Linked DNA regions of Homo sapiens: regions 1, 2 and 4 are each linked to region 3. A link is a loop called in an ENCODE intact Hi-C map of the cell type or tissue named here. Cell type or tissue: PC-3. All regions are shown on one strand. Region 1 has its middle 70 kb from the start of CAMK1G. Region 2 overlaps LOC107985255 (a long non-coding RNA gene). Region 3 has its middle 120 kb from the start of LINC01696. Region 4 has its middle 14 kb from the start of LINC02769.

The links. A loop is a pair of places that touch in the nucleus more often than their neighbours do. Peaks named below come from ENCODE experiments on the same cell type or tissue, not always from the same donor. Only the 100,000 strongest peaks of a DNase experiment are listed, where the experiment ranks them.
Region 1: a loop joins it to region 3, with 4 times the contacts of the local background. A loop is called at or near these places in 11 of 110 quality-filtered maps.
Region 2: a loop joins it to region 3, with 9 times the contacts of the local background. A loop is called at or near these places in 10 of 110 quality-filtered maps.
Region 4: it touches region 3 in a loop (15-fold over the local background); 61 of 110 quality-filtered maps call a loop at or near these places.

The regions. Positions count from the first base shown.
Region 1 is chr1:209,511,015-209,516,014 of GRCh38, reverse strand. No RefSeq gene overlaps it. Among named protein-coding and RNA genes, the nearest start is that of CAMK1G, 70 kb to the left of the region's middle. In PC-3, a CTCF peak has its summit at 2,494 (motif pointing right); a DNase peak (open chromatin) is centred at 2,514.
Region 2 is chr1:209,074,419-209,079,418 of GRCh38, reverse strand. All of the region lies in intron 1 of LOC107985255 (a long non-coding RNA gene), which reads left to right. Among named protein-coding and RNA genes, the nearest start is that of LINC01774, 100 kb to the right of the region's middle. In PC-3, CTCF peaks have their summits at 2,330 and 2,532 (motif pointing left); DNase peaks (open chromatin) are centred at 2,528 and 4,638; H3K27ac peaks cover 1,088 bases.
Region 3 is chr1:209,204,974-209,209,973 of GRCh38, reverse strand. No RefSeq gene overlaps it. Among named protein-coding and RNA genes, the nearest start is that of LINC01696, 120 kb to the left of the region's middle. RefSeq lists an enhancer at 2,025-2,084. In PC-3, a CTCF peak has its summit at 2,128 (motif pointing right); DNase peaks (open chromatin) are centred at 1,143 and 2,123; H3K4me3 peaks cover 1,447 bases; H3K27ac peaks cover 1,625 bases.
Region 4 is chr1:208,650,173-208,655,172 of GRCh38, reverse strand. No RefSeq gene overlaps it. Among named protein-coding and RNA genes, the nearest start is that of LINC02769, 14 kb to the right of the region's middle. RefSeq lists a silencer at 2,628-2,814. In PC-3, CTCF peaks have their summits at 537, 751 (motif pointing left), 2,475 and 2,679 (motif pointing left); DNase peaks (open chromatin) are centred at 752 and 2,682.

The DNA of each region.
Region 1 (5,000 bases), 310 kb before region 3:
TGTGGGTTAGATGAGCCTTTACCAAACTGTATTTCATGGAACAATGGTCCCAAGAGCTGTTCTGTGAAAAGTAAGTTTCATCATCAAATAATTTTGAGAAATTCTGAATCCTATATACGTGTTGATTCCTATTTCTTTCCTTCCATTCTTTCTTGAGTCCACTCTGATTGGTCCTTAAAGTTGGAGTTTATTTTTATCATTATTGTTATTGTCATGGTAGTAAAGATGGACAAAGGCAGATTCCACAAACATCTCAAAATAAAAGTCAATAGGACTTGGTGATTAATTGCATATAGGCAATGCAGGAGAGGGTCTAAGCAAAGATGTCAAGTATTTCAAACTAGAAAATGAATAGAATAAGCCAGGGAATTATTGATGGACAAAAGAAGTTGAACCAGGTTGGTGGACATGGAGCAGGGGTGCGGAGGGAGAATACCATCCTGCAGGCTAGGTACCTCATGGGTACAGGAAGAGATGCATCTAGGTTACTCACAGCTATGGAAGATTATTGCAAAGGTGTAAGAAAAGGTGAAGGAGATCATCTCAGCAGCAGCAGCAACAGCACAACGTTGGGGTCTATAGAGACCACCTTAGTTTGCCTAAGACTAAGAAATTTCTCAGGACACGAGCCTTTCAGTTCAAAAACTAGGTAAGTTCTGTACCAAAAAAGTTAGTTGTATTATTAGGGGATCAATTTTCCTTATTCTAGAATGGACAGCTGGATTCATAATCAAAGGACAATGTGTTGTTGCCAGCAATTTCTGTTGAGCATTTTATGAACAGAGTTTAGATTAGCCCCTTAACAGATGGCTGGTGTCTCCTGTGCCTAGCACATGTAGAAGCATCTTTAGCCCGTCCAACCCTCTCTGGTCTTCCTGGCTATGGCTGGGTAACATTTGGATCCACCTCTTAATGGAGTATGCCATATGCAGTGGGAAAAACAGAGAGGACTGCTTTCATACCATATTCGTGTGATAGAATGAATAATTCTTTCATGGGTTCCTCCCCGAGTCCATCCAGTTCAGAGGAAAGATGATTAGGACTTTCCTCCAGCTGACTTTAAGGGAGGGTGGGATGTTTAGGTAGAGGAGTATTTACAAAATCAGGGGAAAGAGTTGCATTTGGGCTTAAAAAATTCCTGAATATTCTTTTTTAAAAGAAATGCCTGGTCAAATACCGTAGGGAATTACTGAGGAAGAACTTGAAAGAGGGATGGAGAAGGAAGAGGAAAGATAGAAAAGAAAAGAGACAGTAGGAGAGAAAAAGAGAGGAGAGAGAGAGAGAGAGAGAGAGAGAGGTTTGTCACAACCAGGTTTTCCCACCCCTACCTAGGGCATTAGAACCTTCCACTATTGCAGCTAAGAGAATAGAGCATGTGAACAGCTTGTACATTTACTTAAACACCAATGGTTTCAGCTTCTCATACTGCACTCTACTCAAAGGTACAGTAGATTCAGGGACCTGTCACTTAAGACAACTCTTTACCTTCCAACCAACCAAAGTGCATTTTACAATGTCAATGCCATTTCACAGAGAGGGGCATTCATCAGGGGTGTCTGAAGTCCAGGCCAGCCTGAGAAGGAGGTGCCAAGGCTTGGGAGTTGAGGGACCCAGGTCCTAGCTTTCTCTCCACTGGGCTCCATTGTGTGATCATGGGCAACTGGCTAAACATCTCTGGACTTTGTTCTTCCAACCTTTAAAAGGAAGCAAGGACCCACTCTTTTTGTTGAAAGAAGCTGGAGAGAGTAACTGCTGAGCCCAGGGAGAGGAGGGCAGATGCAGGGCCATTGTAGCCTGCTCTCACGAATATAAACACTCTAGAGTTTGGTCAACCCCAAAGGCCCTTTCTTCCTTATTGGTTACTCAGGATTTCCAATCACCTGGGGCTCTCAAAAGTCAACAGGGGCCACTCAGCTAACCTCAGGGGTTTGATATAACCGGCAGGTGAAAGAGGCCAAAAAGACCTCCCCAGACTTCAGCGAGTTGTCAGCCCTTAAGCCCTTGAGCCTGCAGCAGGGGATGAAATATCCTTTGGTTTTCAAATCCCATTGACCCAGGGCTTATCCACGAAGGCAGGCTGGAACCTGGAGCATAGGGCGAAGGCAGATGTGGCAGGTTGGCTCTAGGCAGAATCACTTGGTAGACCCGTCCTCGGCACCTGATTCTACATCTGGAAAAGTGAGTGATAACTGTTGGAGTAATAGTCCTCAGGAGTGCCTGTTAAAAGGGATCAAAGCTTTGTGCTAAAGGGGATCCTAGGAAGTATAAGAGAAATAGCTGAGAGCAGCCAAAAGGTACAGGATGTGGAATAGGGGCACGGAGGCAGCGCTGGTAACCAGCCCTGCACACACTCATTAAGGCCCAACCATGAGCTGTGACCAGAGAGTTGGGATATGCATTTGGAAGTTGAAGTCCAAGTTTACATCTTTCATTGTGAGTCCTCAGTGGACCCATCTACCTGTTGATGGTGAACAGGTCCAAGACTGTAATGAGGTGTAAGTACCATTAGGTGGCGATACATGAATGCCTTTCCCATCTGGTTCCAAAAGAAGAGCACTATGGGTTTGTCTCCCAGCTCAGGCTTATAAGCAGCACATCCATGTTCCCTGCATCTGTAGATCAGCTTTAGCACCCACAGTGCCAGCTGCAAGTGGGGGTAGTGTGTGTGCGTTTTGAGCGCGTGCATGCACATATGCCAATTGTTGTGTATTTTCACCTCAATGTCGGTGACCAGCAAATGAGGCATCAGTGACACCCTGGCAGCAACTGACTACTTGGGCCACACTCTGAAAATGGATTGCCTCTGTTTTCTCTGCTTGATCTTCACTGGGGGAAAAGAGTTAAATTCGATTTCCAGGAGCTCTCCATGAGAGCCAACTTCAGCACAAGTTCCCATTTCCAGAGAGGCTGCCGAGTCTCTCATTTGTAAAGGCCTCCTCCCTTTGCCCTGAGCGGACTAGCCTTCCCCTACTTCTGCCTCTTTGCCTCTGTGTCACAGTTTTGTGGTCGATGACACCCTCTCCTTATCCTGCACCTCCTCCTGGTCTTGCCGACATGGCTCAATACTTTGTGCCTAAATACAGGACTTGTACCAGTCTCCTATGTCCCCGTGGAGGGCCCAGTGACAAAGGAAAAAAACCAGCCTTTCTCTGCTCATCTGGGTGCATAGGGCTCACCCTGAGGGAAGCTGGAAGTGGCAGCAAATTTTTGTTTATAAATAAAAACAAAGACAACTTGTCGTTCCAAAGGAAAATGCCCCCTGGTGAAAGAAACACTTAAAACCACTGAAGAATTAGTTTCGTTTTGTCCTTGGTGGCCACCCTGTCAGCAGGTTTCCTTGATCTTATGTTGGTGACAGAGTCTCAAACTGAATGCCAAGGGAAGGATTCCACACATATTCCTTGGATTTGTAGCTGAGGTACAGCCCTGGGCCTGGGGACATGGAGAAGACCCAGCCTGCAAAACTCAATCATGGCTCTGCAGATTTTACCCAGTTTGGAGATCTACTAGCTACCACACTCGACACACACACACACACACACACACACACACACACACACTATGATGGATGTCATTCTTGTCTGCAACATGCTCTAGTGACTGGGCCCAAGTCAGGCACAGCTTCTTGTGTGAACTGAAACACCATTCTTTTCTTCCCTGTGTGAAAAAACAGAATACAAGGGTGAGTGATCTTATGAAAACACTACTGAATCTGTTCCATTTTACATATTCACAAAATTGAGGCCACTTAATGTAATAGATAAAAGTAATACAGAGACAACTACAATAGGAAACAAAAGGTGAGAAATGACAGAAGAAACAACACTCAGTGAATACTGGGACTCAAGAGCAGGAGCAATGGCAGCCACTTTGGAGTAGGAAGGTGAGCACTAGGAAGGGCCCCCCACCCCCTGCAATAAGCTTTGATGGACGGATGGAATTTTTTTCAAGGTATTCTTTTTTAAAAAACATCTTTATTGAGATATACTTCAAATACTATAAAATTCACTCATTTAAAGCATACAATGCAGTGGTTTTTAGTATATTCACAGAGGTACACAACCATTGTCACAATCTAAGTTTAGAACATTTTTGTCGCCTCTAACAGAAACATGCAGTCATGAGCAGTCAGCCCCATTCACCCCTCACTCCCCAGCCCTAGGCAACCACTAGTCTACTTTCTGTCTCTATAGATGTGCCTATTCTAGGTATTTTATATTAATGGAATTATAGTTTTTTGTGGCTGTCTTCTTCAACTTAGCATAATGTTTTCAAGGTTTGTCCATGTTGTAAAAGGTGTCGGTACTTCATTTCTTTTCATGGCCGAAAAATATTCCATTGTATAGATATTCCCCATGTTTGTTTATTCATTCATCTATTAATGAACATTTGGGTTGTTTCCACTTTTTGCCTATTATGAGAAATGGTGCAGTTCTTTCATCTGCATGTTTTTATGTGGACATGTTTTCATTTCTCTTGGGTGTATACCTAGGAGTGGAATTGCTAGGTCATATATTATCCCTATGTCTAACTTTTTGAGGAATTGCCAAACTGTTTTTCAAAGTGGCTGCACCTTACCGCATTCCCACCAGCAATAAATAAGGGTTTCAATTTATCAGTGTCCTTGTTATAGTCTGTCTTTTTGATGATAGACATCCTGGAGGGTGTGAAGTGGTATCTCGTTGTGGTTTTGATTTGCATTTCCCTGATGACTAATGATGTTGAGCATCTTTTCATGTGCTTATTAGCTATTTGTATTTTTTTTTTTTGGTGTTGGGGGACATATGTCTATTCAAATCCTGGGCCCAGGTCAGGCACAGATGCTTTTTAATTCGGTTGTCTTTTTATTTTTGAGTGGATGGCTGAGTTTTTGAGAGGTGTAGGAGTGTAGGAGCAAAAGCTTAGATGTGGAAAAGGTAGGCACTTGTAAGGAGTAAGAAGTAAAACAGATTGGCTTCAGAGTGTAGCATTTTCATGAGAGATGTGACTCTGCATTTAAC
Region 2 (5,000 bases), 130 kb after region 3:
CTTTCCAGAAAACACTATGTTCTGAAAAGCCATTTTGTGCAACACAATTTCAGGAGGAAACAACTGGTAATGATTATAGAACAGTAGAAGGTGGCATGTAACCTGGAATGAAATTGTAAGTTATGAATTATAAGAATTACAGAATTCCATGGGAAGGGATTGGGCATTAGGGACTGGAAGATCTGAGTTGAAAAACATCAAAATTGGAAGGTTCCTGGAAAGAACACAGTTTTGCCCCTTTCCAAACACATCTCCATTTTACAGATGAGAAGACTGAGGCTCAGAAAGGTGAAGTCACTTGCCTGGGGTCAGAGAGTGAGTGGTAGAGCTATACTAGAATAGGTAACAACTGGCAGAAGCAGCCCAGAAGTGGTTGGTCAAAGTCAAGAAGGACGTGGTAATAGCAACTATTATTACAAAACAATTATTACAAAAACAATTTCCACTGATGGGATGCTTTGCACCAGTCACTGTGTTAGTCATTAGGTATGCATTGTTCTTTTCCTTTTTTTTTTTTTTTTTTTCAGATGGAGTCTCGCTCTGTCACCCAAGCTAGAGTGCAGTGGCACGATCTCAGCTCACTGCAACCTCCACCTCCCGGGTTCAAGCGGTTCTCCTGTCTCAGCCTCCCGAGTAGCTGGGATTACAGGTGTGCACCACCATGCCCAGCTACTTTTTGTATTTTTAGTGGAGACAGGCTTTCACCATGTTGGCCAGGCTGGTCTTGAACTCCTGATCTCAGATGATCCACCGGCCTTGGCCTCCCAAAGTGCTGGGATTACAGGCGTGAGCCACCGCACCCGGTCACATTGTTCTTTTAATATGTGACAGCTCTGTGAGATAAGTTGTAGACAAAGGTAATAAACATTTGTGTTTCTTTTTTTTTTTTTTTTTATTTGGCTATTCAGAATCTGAATCCTCTTTTTATGTTTGAAGAATCTGTTGCTTTTTGAAGTGGTCAGTGACCACCTCTGTCAATGTTGAAAATGCCAGATGAAGAGCAGAAAGGAGTATTCCCAATGATGGCAGGGTCTGGAGCTGGATAATTTAGGGTTTAATCCCAGCTCTGCACATATTGCTGGGTACTTTGGTTAAGTTACCTGGCTCTTCTGTGCCTCTGTTTCCTCATCAGTGAAAATGGGGGTGACATACTGATTTCACAGAGTTCTTGTGGGGATTAAGTGAATTAATATATGCAAATACAACAAAAGTGCCTGGCACGTAGTAAATACTCGGTAAATAATAGCTACCATTATCATTCAATTTCCAGCCCCATTAGCAGCTAGGGCATGGGCCCACGACTTGGGTTCCACCAATGAGACATTCACTTTACATACTGACAAGAAAAAGGAAGAGCTACCAAAAAAATCTTTTCTAGTTAGTATCATGTAGCTGCAACAGCAGTAACTATAACTAGTTCTAGAGACTTCAGTGGCAGCCTTTGGATTGCTGGTGCTTCCAGTAAACTATACAATATCCTTTAACACATTCCTTTAACACATTTCTGTTCTTGAATTATTAGGGAGTGTCAGTTGCTTTTATCTAAGAATGCTGATGCATTAAAGCAGCATTATTGGCCAGGCGCGGTGGCTCACGCCTGTAATCCCAGCACTTTGGGAGGCTGAGGAGGGTGGATCACGAGATCAGCAGATCGAGACCATCCTGGCTAACACGGTGAAACCCTTTCTCTACTAAAAATACAAAAAAATAGCTGGGCGTGGTGGCGGGCACCTGCAGTCCCAGCTACTTGGGAGGCTGAGGCAGGAAAATGGCGTGAACCCAGGAGGCGGAGCTTGCAGTGAGCTGAGATCGCTCCACTGCACTCCAACCTGGGCGACAGAGCGAGATTCCATCTCAACAACAACAACAACAACAACAACAACAAAGCATTATTATTTTCAGCTCTTGGCAATTAAGAAATTTTTTCAAGGTCAGGTAGTTAGTGTGTAGTGAAATCAGAATTCCAAACCAGATTTTTCTCATTCCAAATCCTTGCTGTTAAGCACGATGCTGTTCTGTCACAGAGACTCATGGACTCCTACGTTTATGAACGTTAGGAAGGCATCTAGTCCACCCTTCAGTGCAGAAATCTCTCATACAATACCCTAGCTGGTAGTCATCCTACCTCTGTTTGAACCCTATTCATAACAGGGTAATAGTTACCCTGTACTTGTTACTCTGTGCATGTGTATCTACAAAAAGAAGAGCAGCCAAAATGGTGTCTGATAATTGACAATTATCAGATATCTGACAATTATCAGACACCTTTTTGGCTGCTCTTCTTTTTGTAGATAACATGCACAGACTGGATGGTGGATCAAAAACACAGTTTTTGGTAAACACCGTTGTATTAGTTTTCTAGGACTGCTGTACTGACTTACCACAAACTGGGTGGCTATGACAATGGAAATTTATTATATTACTGTTTAGGAGGCCTGAAGTCCAAAATCAGGGTGTCAGCAGGGTGGCTTCCTCCTGGAGGCTTGAGGGAGAATCTGTTTCACCCCTCTCTCCTAGCTTCTAGTGCCCCCTGGAGTTCCTTGTCTAGCAGCTGCAGCACTTCAATCTTTGCCTCCCTCATCACATGGTCATCTTCTATCGGTGTGTCTTTTCTGTGTCTTTGTGTCAAAATATCCTTCTCCTTTCTCTTGTAGAGCCTACCCCAATTCAGCATGACCTCATCTTAACTTGATTACAATGGCAAAAACCTATTTTCGAATAAGGTCTTATTCACAGGTATGAGCATTAGGACTTGAACATATATTTTGGGTGACATAATTCAACTCACAACAACTGATAAGCAAAATTAAAAGACACACTGGCCGATGTGAGAAAGAGGCATATAGGAAAATGAAAGGGCAAGGGACCGGCAGGCAGATTTGTCTGCTGGAGATGGGTCCTGTTCCTCCCTGATAAACTACAGTAGATCTTGGAAAAGGTTCCAGTACTGGCATACATATAGATTAAAACATTAACATTTACCTCCCTGGAGCCCCGCCTTTCCAAGAAGTAACTACTACTATGGGAATTTTTTCAGCCCTGCTTAAAAAATGATTTTTTCTATTAATGTATAATTTTTTTTAAGAATATGAGTTCATGCTGTGTTATAATTCTTATTTGTATTGTTTTCCATCTGGCTATTTTCTCTTGGATTTGTGTCTTACATCAGCAAATACGTCTACCTTATTCTTAATTGTTCCACCTTTGGTCTGCAGTTAGTATTTCTAGTTTTTCACCATTACAAGTAAACATAAGTTAACAAACTTATGCAAAAAGAAATCTTTGTACACCTATGCAAACATTTTAGAGTTGATCCCAACAAGTACTGTTATTATGTCCAAGGGTATGTATTTAAAAATTGTCTTAGATATTACTGTCTTCTAGAAATTAGTTTGTTAACTCATTCTCTCACAAATAGTACGTGATTGTCTATTTTTGTGTATTCTTGCCCATGCTGATTTTTTTTGCTAATATAGAAAAAATATATATACATATATATATATATATATATATATAGAGAGAGAGAGAGAGAGAGAGAGAGAGAGAGAGAGAGAGAGAAAAGCGTATACATTTTTCACCTCTTTCTTATTTTTTATTTATTTATTTATTTTTTGAGACAGAGTGTCACTCTGTCACCCAGGCTGAAGTGCAGTGGTGCGATCTCGGCTCACTGCAACCTCCGCCTCCCGGGTCCAAGCAATTCTCCTTCTTCAGTCTTCCAAGTAGCTGGGACTACAGACACGTGCCACCACGTCCAACTCATTTTTGTATTTTTAGTAGAGACGGGGTTTCACCATGTTGGCCAGCTTGTCTTGAACTCCTGACCTCAGGTGATCCACCCACCTTGGCCGCCCAAAGTGCTGGGCTTACAGATGTGAGCCACCATGCCTGGCTGCCCTCTTTCTTATTCCTGGTGAGGCTGAGCAACTTAATCTTCATTGGCTATTTGATTTCTTCTGTGAATTTCCTGTTCGTATTTTTAAAAATTTAGTCTATATATTTTAAAATTAATTTGTAGGTGTGATTTATATATTTTGGATATTAATCTTTTGTTTCATACAATCATTGCAAATATTTTCTCCCAGTCTTTCCTGGTGTTTTATAATTACTTTCAGTCTTTTGAGTATAGAACCTTTAAAGCTTTATGTAATCACATCTGTTAATTTTTTTCATGTTTCTGTGTCTTCTACTTTTTTCTGATACTTTTATAGTTTTCATTTTCACATTTAGATGCTTGCATTTAAATGGATTTTATTTTTGTGCATAGTGGGAGAGTTCAGACTTTTTTCCAAAAAGCTAATTTCAACACTATTTATTGACTAGTCTACACAAGAAGTTGGCAAACTGTGGTCCAAAGGCCACATTTTGCTCAGTACCTGTTTTTGTACATAAAGTTTTGTTGGAACACAGCTATTTGTTTAGTATTGCCTATGGCTGTTTTCACACTACAGTAGCAGAGTTGAGTAGTTGCAACAGAGACTTTGTCCCCCAAAGTCTAAAATATTTATAATATTGTCTTGTAAAGAAAAGGTTTTCTGATCCCTGATTCCCCACTGATCTGAAATATCTTCTTATATACACTAAATGTCTGTTTGTATAATGACTGAGTGCTAGTTTGCTACTTACTTATGAATCTATTCCTGAGTCAATACCATGCCATACAGTTGTAGGTTTATAGTGTATTTTGATATCTGTATGACAAACACTCATTTATTTTTCTTTTCCAAAAATTTATTTGCTCTTTTACATAAATCATTTTATGTATAAACTTTAGAAATGTCAAATTTTAAAAAACATGAACAAATAAAAACTCTTGTAATTCTGATAGAAAATTTTAGTGAACTTGTAGATCTGGAGAGGATTGACATATTCACTATATTGAGGCTTCTATTTCAGAAACATGGTATGCCTTGACATTAATATTAGACTCTTCTCCTTCATTGAGGAAAGTTTTATAGTTTTCTTCTATAGGTCTTGCTTAATTTCTTTTCAGATTTGTG
Region 3 (5,000 bases):
GAGCAGCACAGGCAAACCTGCAGAGAGGGTCTGAAGCCACCCAGTCCCTTCCTTACTCAGGGTGGGGTGGAGTGGAGCTGTGGAAAGACCCTCTGTCCTGCTCAGGGACCTCAGCTGCTCCTCAGCTTTCACAGTGATAACCCATTCTCCCTGGCGCCTTGGTGCAGCAGAGGAGGCAAGCACTATATAAATGCTAAACAGATGAGGCCGTGCTTGTCCCAGGAATAAATACACCATCCACTCCTGCTGTCAGTTCCGTACCTTTCATGAACACAGACACATCTCCCAGGAAGGGGAAAATGGTGGTGTCACTTCTCTATTTATTTTTGTGATTTTATCTCAATCATAGCAGCAGAATGTTGCTGCTTGTTCTATAGCGGAATGTTCTATTTTTTGTTGGTTTTTTCTTTTTTTTTGGTGTTATTGATTTATTTTTTTTTTTCAGAAGGACTTTATGGTTTGTTATTTTAATTTCCTGAATTCACATTCAGAAAATGGGATGTTTTCTTCTGATTGCCCCTCCAAAATAACAACAATAATAACCATCATTTGTATAGTGCCCTCACAGGCATTATCTCATAAAAATTTATTAGACCTGGACTCAGATGAAATGGATTCCTGTCTTGATTTCACCGTCTACTTGCTGTGTGACCTTGAATACATGACTTGGCCTCTCTGAGTCCTAGTTGATTCATTTGTATAATGAGCATCGTGAGAGACCTGTTTTTCCTAGCACAAATGCTTGTGCGAGGAGTAAATGGGATAATTTATATGAAAACTTGAGATAGGTATTGATTTTTAGATGAGAAATTTGAGGCACAGAGAAGCTAAGTGGCTTACACCAAGTGCTGTAGCTTATAAGCAGCCCAGGCTACATATAAACACAGGTCTTCTGATAACAAGTGATCTATCCATGAACCTGCAGCTTTGAGTGATGACTGAGACTTGGAGATGGACATGGAAGCCAATATTACAAAATGGAATCACAGTTAGCATTTATTAACACTACATGTCAGCCACTCTTCAAAGAATTTTTCTGAATGAATTCATCTAGTCATAATAACCCTATAAAGCTATCTCATGTTCATTTTACAGAGATTAAGTCATTTCCCCAAGATCACAGGAGCAGTAAGTGGAGTCATCTAAATTTGCACACAGACTGACTGCAGGACCTGTGTCATTAACCACTACCTTATCCTGCTTCTCTCAGATCACTCCTGTTCCATGCTACTGCAGGTCAGAGCGGATCATTTTCCAAATCAGCTCCAGGGGAGGTTGGGACTCACCTGGCCTCTAGGAACCTTTAAAAGAAGGAAGAGACTGGGGTGCAGGAGTATTGGGTCATTTCTCTGTGGAAACTCACTTCAAGGTCTGTCCTGGGGCTTAACTCTCTAGGTCTGTGATTCTCACACTTGCCCACATCAGAATCTCTTGGAGGGCTTGTTACAAGGCAGATGACTGGGCTCCATCCCTGGAACTTCCATTCTTTCAACCTGGGGTGGGACCTGAGAGTATGCATTTCTAACAAATTCTTAGGTGACGTGGATGCTGCTACCCAGGGACGGCATTCTGGCAAACAGTACCCAAAATGACAAACCATGGGACGACATCTGGGTCCCAGGTTCTGTATAAGAAAGAACTCGATCTGGACCCTAGAAAAGCCAAAAGCCCATTCGCGGGGTCTCTGTGAAAATGTTTAGCGCTCAAAAGAGCTGGGGGTGTCCTCCCCGGGCCACAGCTCCTCCGCAAGGGCGCTCACTGGGGCTGGCCGTGAACTGCGGGCTGAGGGCAATGGGCTCTGCATTATGGATGGATGAGCTCCGAAGCCCCCGCTGCAGATAAAGTAAACACACAGCCGCTGCAGCCGCGGGAAAGCCCGGGACCCAGCCACCCAGCCACCCAGCCCTCCCAGACAGAACTTTTCCTTCAGCTGTTGTTGTTTTCCTCTGCTGCTGCCTTCTCATCGCCTTGTACTGACAATAGTCGTAAATAACCGCAGTGCTGTAGAGAAATCATTTTAACAGGAGAGAGTCAAATAAATACATTAGACCTGACAGCTTAACTACGCGGAGTCCATTTGTATGTGGTGGCCGGCAGCTTCCCGAGGCTGACGGGGAACACAGAAGCCACAAGAGGGAGCGCCGAGCTCGCTGTGAGTCAGGCCGACGGCGGGCGGCCTCCCGAGCCCACCCCAAGCCCTGGAGTGGAGGCTTCCGCCTATGCTGAAACAAAGCTTTCAGGCTCCGACTTGCGTGGAAAAATAATGCCAACTCCTGCCTCCGTTCCCCAAGCCTCCAGAGTAATGATTTGGGGTTTAACTCGGCTGGGGGTTTAGGGTTACAGCTGGGGTTGAAGTGGTAGGACCAGTCTCCTGGCCCTGTGTCCCCCCCAACGAGGAGTGGAAGAGTCACCAGTCACAGCAGAAGCACCAGATGTTCATGCGTGTGCCACCCACATGTTCCTTTTCTGGCCCTGGTTTCCAGCAATGGTAGTTTCTGCCTAGCTCAGCTGATCCGGCAGATCGTGGAGCTTCTAAGCTCGATTCTCTGATTCCCAGGAGTATTTATCTGCCTCTTTTCCTCCCTGTGGGTGAGAGCCAAGGTGTCCTGATTCTCAGGCTGCTCACTCTTTCAGGAAGTGCTGAGGCTCGGTCACCAGGAAGGGCATGATAGACTCAGGGTACCAACTTCCTCTGGGCAAGCAAGCATCCATGGAGTGGATTCACAGAGTCTCGTGGGCTGGCTGTGCTCGGCCTGAAGCCCTCTGCTTCCTCCTTGTCAGGGCTCAGCAGCCTGTGAACTAGAGGGCTTCTTTTGTGACTGAACTGCACACCAGCGAGTGGGAGAGGAGCTCTCGGTGCAGAGTTGCCTATCTTGGGTTCAAACCTGCTGGCACCCAAACATCTGGAGGTCAGGGATGGGGAGGGCAGTGGGAGAGGCAGTCTTTGCATCCTCCGAGTTCTCACAGAGCTGGGTCTTCAGAAGGGGACAGAGAAACATAACCAAATGCTCTGCTGGCTAGTTGGTGGAGGTTTGATTTGTCTTTGCCGTCTTGCTAGGTCCCAGACTTCAAACTCCTTGTCAGCATGGACTGGATCTTAGTTGCTATTAAAAACCTAGAACCTAGCCGAATACTCACTACGTGGCAGTCTTTTTGTCAGTGCTTGATTATAGGGGACACATTTTAGAAATACTTACTAGTTGTCTTTGAGTCTGTGGTCATGAGGAGAATATTTCATATTCTCTAAAGGAAGTGTAGATATGACAGGTCAGATATAAAGAAACACTTGCTGACAATAAAATTATTAGATGCTATGGTAAATTCCGAAGTAGATTGTTGTCCGTATCTTGGGGACAGATTGGATCAGACCATGTCATTGTCTCCTTGAAGCTGGTAATATTTCCCTGTGGCTTTGAATGGAGCTCATGGTGGAGTGGGCTCCTATAGAACTGTCTGCTCAGCACTATCTTTTTTTTTTTTTAATTTGAGGATTTGACCCTCTGTCTATCCATAGGCTGCAGAATAGTAGCTGCATGAAGACATCCCTCCCCCAGTGCCCAGTTTTCTTATATTGGTTGAGGACTTGGCAAAGGACCCATGCTGGTTTGAACATTGTAATGCCCCATGTCCATAGCAGATTGTTCCATAGATACCTGACATAACCTAAGTTGAGTTAAATTCTTCCCTGGGAATTTTGGCACTGAAATGGGTAAAAAGAAGTCACTTTCTCTTTGCATTCCTTGAATGTAAGACTGAAAGCCAGGGTGCGTTGGCAGCCATGTTTCTCATTTTGTGGACAAGAAAAGTAAATGAGAAAGCATTTAAACAACACACGTACATATCATGCAGAGAAAAAGACAGGCAGAGAGAGAGAGAGAGAGGAGCAGAAATTTGTGATATCTAGATGACTGGATTACTGACAATATGCAAGTCTCTGCTTCCAGTTTTTTCCTTTTTTTTTTTTGAGACGGAGTCCCGCTCTGTCGCCCGGGCTGGAGTGCAGTGGTGCTACCTCTGCTCACTACAAGCTCTGCCTCCTGGGTTCACACCATTCTCCTGCCTCAGCCTCCCAAGTAGCTGGGACTACCGGCGCCCGCCACCATGCCCAACTAATTTTTTTTTTTTTTTTTTGCATTTTTAGTAGAGACAGGGTTTCACCATGTTGGCCAGGATGGTCTCGATCTCCTGACCTTGTGATCCACCCGCCTCAGCCTCCCAAAGTGCTGGGATTACAGGCGTGAGCCACCATGCCCGGCCTGCTTCCAGTTGTTTCTGAAGCCTAACTGTATCCTTCTTCCTGAGTCCTGTGAGACATCTTAGCACTTCTATAATAGTTTTTCTTAACAATGAGAACAACTCTCCCTGTCCCAAACCTGAGCTCCAGCCTGGGTATTGTTACTTGCAATTAAAAGGACTCGGCTAACTGTAGCATATAAAGCAATTGACAGTAAGATCAACTGTTGTAAAACAGTTGTAAAACCAACTTTTACAACTCTTATTTTCAATATTCTTCAACAGAATTTATCATCGCTCAAAACAGGCTGAGCAATTTTCTGCTTTTGTACTACGTGTATGTCTTCTCTGCCCAGAATTCTACAGAATTTCTTTATCTCCTTCAGCCTTTTATAAGATGTCCCCTGTCCTCTGAAGCTGCCCCAGACACTCAGAACAGATGCATTTGTTCCCTTAGCACTTCGCTCAGTCCTTGTAGAACATGTTCTTCTGTACTGGGATGGCAGAATTGTCTTCAGCACACGATTAGGATCTTGTCAAGAGTGGGAGCCATGCCCTTGTCATCCTTGCTTCCGTAATGCCTGACACATTCTAAACACAGAGGAGAGTTTGTGCAATGAGTATGAGGCTTATGTCCAAAAGCAGGGAAAGGTCCTTGTGGCCAGTAATTCCCAAAGGGTTGGATGGTAATGTGGAGGTAGGGAGGGAGGATGTATCGCAGAAACAAAGTGAACACAGCCTAGTCAATATCTCCATCTGTTTTCCTT
Region 4 (5,000 bases), 550 kb after region 3:
TCTCTAAGGTCTCTTTCAGTACCAGGTTTACAGTTTCTTGAAGAGTATTGGCAGCGAGTACAGGATTACTCTCCTCATGCCAGTTAACATTGATAAAATAATCTTACAATATCTGATTTAGTTTATGCATTCTTGTGCTTCACAGGGTCCATTTCCCCCAGCCTTGGGAAGACTAGAAAAAAGATGTAGAATAAAATCAGGATGTACATAACTTTTGGGAGTTATGGGGAAAGAGGTGCGATGAAATAAGGGTGTATGTGTTTATGGAAGTTTAATATATCGGAAATAATTAAGAAAAAATAACTCAACTCTTATGATTTTCATTTTCAGGTTTGGGAAGATCTCTGCAAAGCCTTCAGTAGGTTCTCTGAACCCTGGTTAGCAGGACTAAGGGAGAAATATGAGTTTGCTTAGGATCCATGGTGTGCCAGGAGTGCATAAGCTCCATAATATGGGCAGGGATGTTTGTCTTGTTCACTCCTGTATCCCCAGCACTGAGAAAAATAATGACATAAATAGGTGTTCAACAGATATCTACAGAACAAGCACATGAATTATAGAAAGAAAATGAATCATGCCTGGGTTCTTCCATCATGGCAATTTCCAATCCTCTTCTTATAAGCCAAAGTTCTTTTTCTTATGAATGCCTCCAGGGTTTCCCTATTCATCCTTTCACCAACACACACAAAGCACTTAATCCGTGCTTAATCCTAGTACAGGTCCTTAGTGACACATACGCTAATCTGCTTTTCGCCACCTAGTGCCAGATTTGTAAATTGACTCCTCCTGAACCTTCCTTTCCAGAGAAATGGAAGGTTTCCCCTCTTCACTCTGTGGAGTTAGGGACCTGGGAAAACATCTTTTCCTATCCTCTTCTTTTGAGGGAAAACAATTATTAATGCATCACAAAAGAAAAGTATATATTCTCACCTCAGATATGTTATCAAAGGAAATGATAAGTTGTTTTCATAGTGTTGAGCTTTATATATAAGGTAGATTTGGGGACCAGACAAGCTGGTATGAATCCCACTGCTGCCCACGGTAGGTATGAGAATTGGCAGGTTACTTTTATATTCTTAGTTTCAGTTCTTTCCCCCCTAATATGGATGAAAATAATAGTAATGCCTCTCAAGGCAATGTGTAAAACATACCCATGGTAAATATTCATTCATTTATTTATTTAACAAATATTTAGCAAATGCCTTAGATGTCCCAAGCATTATTCTGTTATAGCCTCTTGGATACAGCAATTAACAATGCAGATGACAAATCTCTGTCCTTATTTTGCTTATCAATTAGTGTTAAATAAAGATTAGCCATTATTATTGATATATTATACTAAACCTGAATACTCTAGAACTTTTCATCTAGACTAAGTCTTTTCTTCCCCTGTAATTGATGTCAGTGAGTCATTTGTATTTACTGCACAACTGCAGAGTACAGAGCCCTGGATTGAGTCTATATGGAGGGGGAAGAGGAAGGAGGATAGACTGAAGACGTGGCCTCTGCCTTCAGGAGTTTATAGTGCACACGCAAAGACTAGCAAGGATGAAAGGACTTTTGAATTTAAGAAACATGCATAAATTAAACATACCGCTCTTTTTGGCTTGTCCTCTGAGTAATAAGAACACGAGTGGATTTTCATCACTGTCTGTTGTAATCTTTCCAGAAAAACCACTGAACCATTCTGAAGGCTTCAGGAAGAGAAAACTAATGGCTTTATCTGAACTCCTTGGGAAAGAATGGGGTTTAGTAAGTAAATGGATGCATGTTTCTTAAACTGGCAAGAATCCTCATCAAGTGTCCTGACAAGGCAACAAGCAGATGAATGTCAATGTTATGTATCTGACACATTACCCACACACGTAACTCTGTGATTTTATAGAATTTTAGCCTCTGAAGGAGATTTTAATTATCCTCTTACTCAAATCTTTACCTTTACAGAGAAGGAAATACATGCAGAGGGGAAGAGTGATTTCACCCGAGGTGGTGCGGCTAGCATGTGGACTGCCTGGACCAATGCCTCAGTATCCCCATCGCCAGCACAGTGTTTTTTCTAGAACCTCTTGAAGCCTAAAGCCTCAGTATCCCCATTCTTAGTCCAGAGTTCTTTTTAGAACCTCTTGAAGCCTCCTTCTGTCTGACTTGGAGTGAAAACCCTTAGAGCTCAATGGCCTTTTTAACCAAATTGCTTGCTCTGAGCTCAGGCTAGTGGCATGTTGTGAGGGAATCTGAGTAGGAGCTTGTTGATAAACAGGTCCTGGCAGTGAGATTAGACACATTTCTAGTTATGGAAAAAGAAAGGGGGCTTTGCAGGTGCTTTTCCTCATACTGTTCTCTTCTCAAGGAGTTCAGATAAAGCTGCGAGTTTTCTTCTCCCAGACCCCTCAAAATGGTTCCACAGTTTTTTTCTGGACAGACTTGAATTAACAGTCTAATCTCACTAGTACTGAGAGAGAGCTGAGAACAAGCAAGAAAGGGTGGTGTGTTGAATGCATCCATGTTTCTTAAATTCAAGAGTCCTTTTGATCCTTGCAAAAGACCTCTGTCACTGTGGAGGAGACAGTACTCCAAGTTCCCCCAGTCTTGACTAAACCCCGTCTTCAATGCCTTTTGCTTCTGAAAGGATCTAGATTCGCTTGGGAAAGGGGGAGAGATTTTAAAAGGAGGTGACACCTAGTGGTCACTGTGACAAACAGCAGCCTACAGCGAAGAAGGCCGGTTGCTAAGGGTAGCAGCTGCAGCCATTTGTCTCCACTCTGACTAAATGGCCGGAAGAATCATAGAATGTTTATATTGGGAGCAACCTCCAGAGATTTTCTGTCAAGACATCTGCCTCCAGCCAGCACGAATAATATGTCTTATGCTTATGGTGTTGTATAAAACACTTTTACAAATATTATCACGTTTAATTCTCACATCGGCCCTGTGAATTTTGTAACATCATTATCTCTTTTTTAAAGACGAGATGATCAGTCATAATTTAGGCTTCTTGAGCAAAATCACTCAGCTAGTGAGCCATGAAGTAGGAGCTAGGAGTCAGGCCCTCAGCCCTTACCTTCCCACTTGCGATCAACTGTTTACTGACTCTAGGAAAAGACATGGAAGTGTTGAGTGAAACCCCGTCTCTACTAAAAAAATAATAATAAAAAAATAGCCGGGCGTGGTGGCGGGCGCCTGTAGTTCCAGCTACTCGGGAGGCTGAGGCGGGAGAATGGCGTGGACCCGGGAGGCGGAGCTTGCAGTGAGCCGAGATGGCGCCACTGCACTCCAGTCTGGGCGACAGAAAGAGACTCCATCTCAAAAAAAAAAAGAAAAAAAAGAAAAAAGAGACTGGTTTTTCACCAGGCTCAAACCCCAGCCCTTGCACAAAAATTGGCTTAGTGTTTGGAGCCAATTTTACATAAGTATTTTTGAGTCAGGAGAGAGTTTCTTCCACCTGCAAATTCATCTCTAAATTCCCTCTCCGTACATGAGAATAACAAATCTTCTCGGTGGGAAGAAAAGAAGTCGGCTTGATATGGACTGGCTGCAGAGAGGAGGGGGTTGCTGGGTCCCTGTGGCAGTGAACGATGGGGCCATCCAGGAATACGGAAGAGGCTGCTGGTTGTGTCAGAAGAGTCCTTGTAAGAGGAAATTAAGCCGGATATAACCTGATATGAAATCGCTGGGTACATCTCAGGTTCCTGGCTTAAATATTCAATAGTCTTCAGGGAGAAAATGAATTAATGAATAGGGTCATCTGACAGTAGAATTTTTTAAAAAGTGTTTGAAAAGTAAAAACGCGTTCTACCCCATCCACTCCCTCAGCCACACCCTCTCTACAGAGGCTCCAATTTCTCACAGAATTTCTCAGGTATTGCCTCACCTACTCCTACCCTAGCCCAAGCTGCCTGTCATCCCTCCCTGCTACATCTCTTGGTACTTGGACGTTCAAGTACAGCAGCCTTTAGCCGCTTACACAATCACAGGACATCCTCTGAAAGAGAAGCAATCTTCTGTGGTTTGGTTGTTTTAGAAAGAAGGCATTGTTGATGGAGGTCTTGACTTGTGGGCTGACATAGCAAGCGAAGGATGGGTTTGCTTTTTCTGGATGTTACTTGTTTAAAAAATATATTTATAAGAGAAAGCCCTCTCTATTTTCCTAAGGGATAGGGCTGGACAGGAAGTTTTCAGAGATTCAAGCCAGATGGGGGTGCAAACCTCTCAGGACCAACACAGCATCTTTCCTGAGCTCTCTACTGTGGATGTGCTGAGGTCCTCCACATGAAAGTTAGGAAGGGATATTTCTCCTTTCAGCAAGAGGCTGCTAGTTGTGCCAGATGAGTCCTTAGGAGGAAATCAAGCCAGATGTAACCTCCACAAGGTATTTTCTCTTATCATTCCCTAACAAGAAAAAAGAAATCCAAGAGACAGAACTAGACTGTATGGTAGTTTCTGTCAGTATTGAGGTTATGAGGTACACCAACTACAACATGCAGTATATTCTCAACCTCATTTTCCTATGCCCCAGCCTGCTTATAACACCATGGGGCAGGCAGACAACCACTATGATGCCCAACCCTAACCCAGAGCCTATGTGCAAAGGTTCACGTAGGATGCCTGGTGCCTTTTTCATAGGGGAATTTCAATCAATTCCCTGCACTCCTCAATTCCCAGTTACTTCCTTTTCTTCTTAGAATTCAGGAAGTATAAGTCTCCACTGGCACAAGTCTCCACTGTCTAATTAGACTGACTGATGTGAGAGATCGAATGGGTTAATGGAAGGCCAACATATATCTTAACACCTTTATTTGTGCTGGCCTTACCTGTTCATTAGTCTTAAGTACCCTAGAGTAATTACAGAGTCCCCTCGTCTGCCAGGTCTCTCTATTGCACGTAGGCAAGAGGTGTTCAGAGCTGGTTCACAGACAGTGATGTTGGTAGGCTGACTAGTCCCTTAGATTTTGAGACTCCCAGCTCAGGTGTCTGATGCTTTACTAATAATAACATCAAGGGAA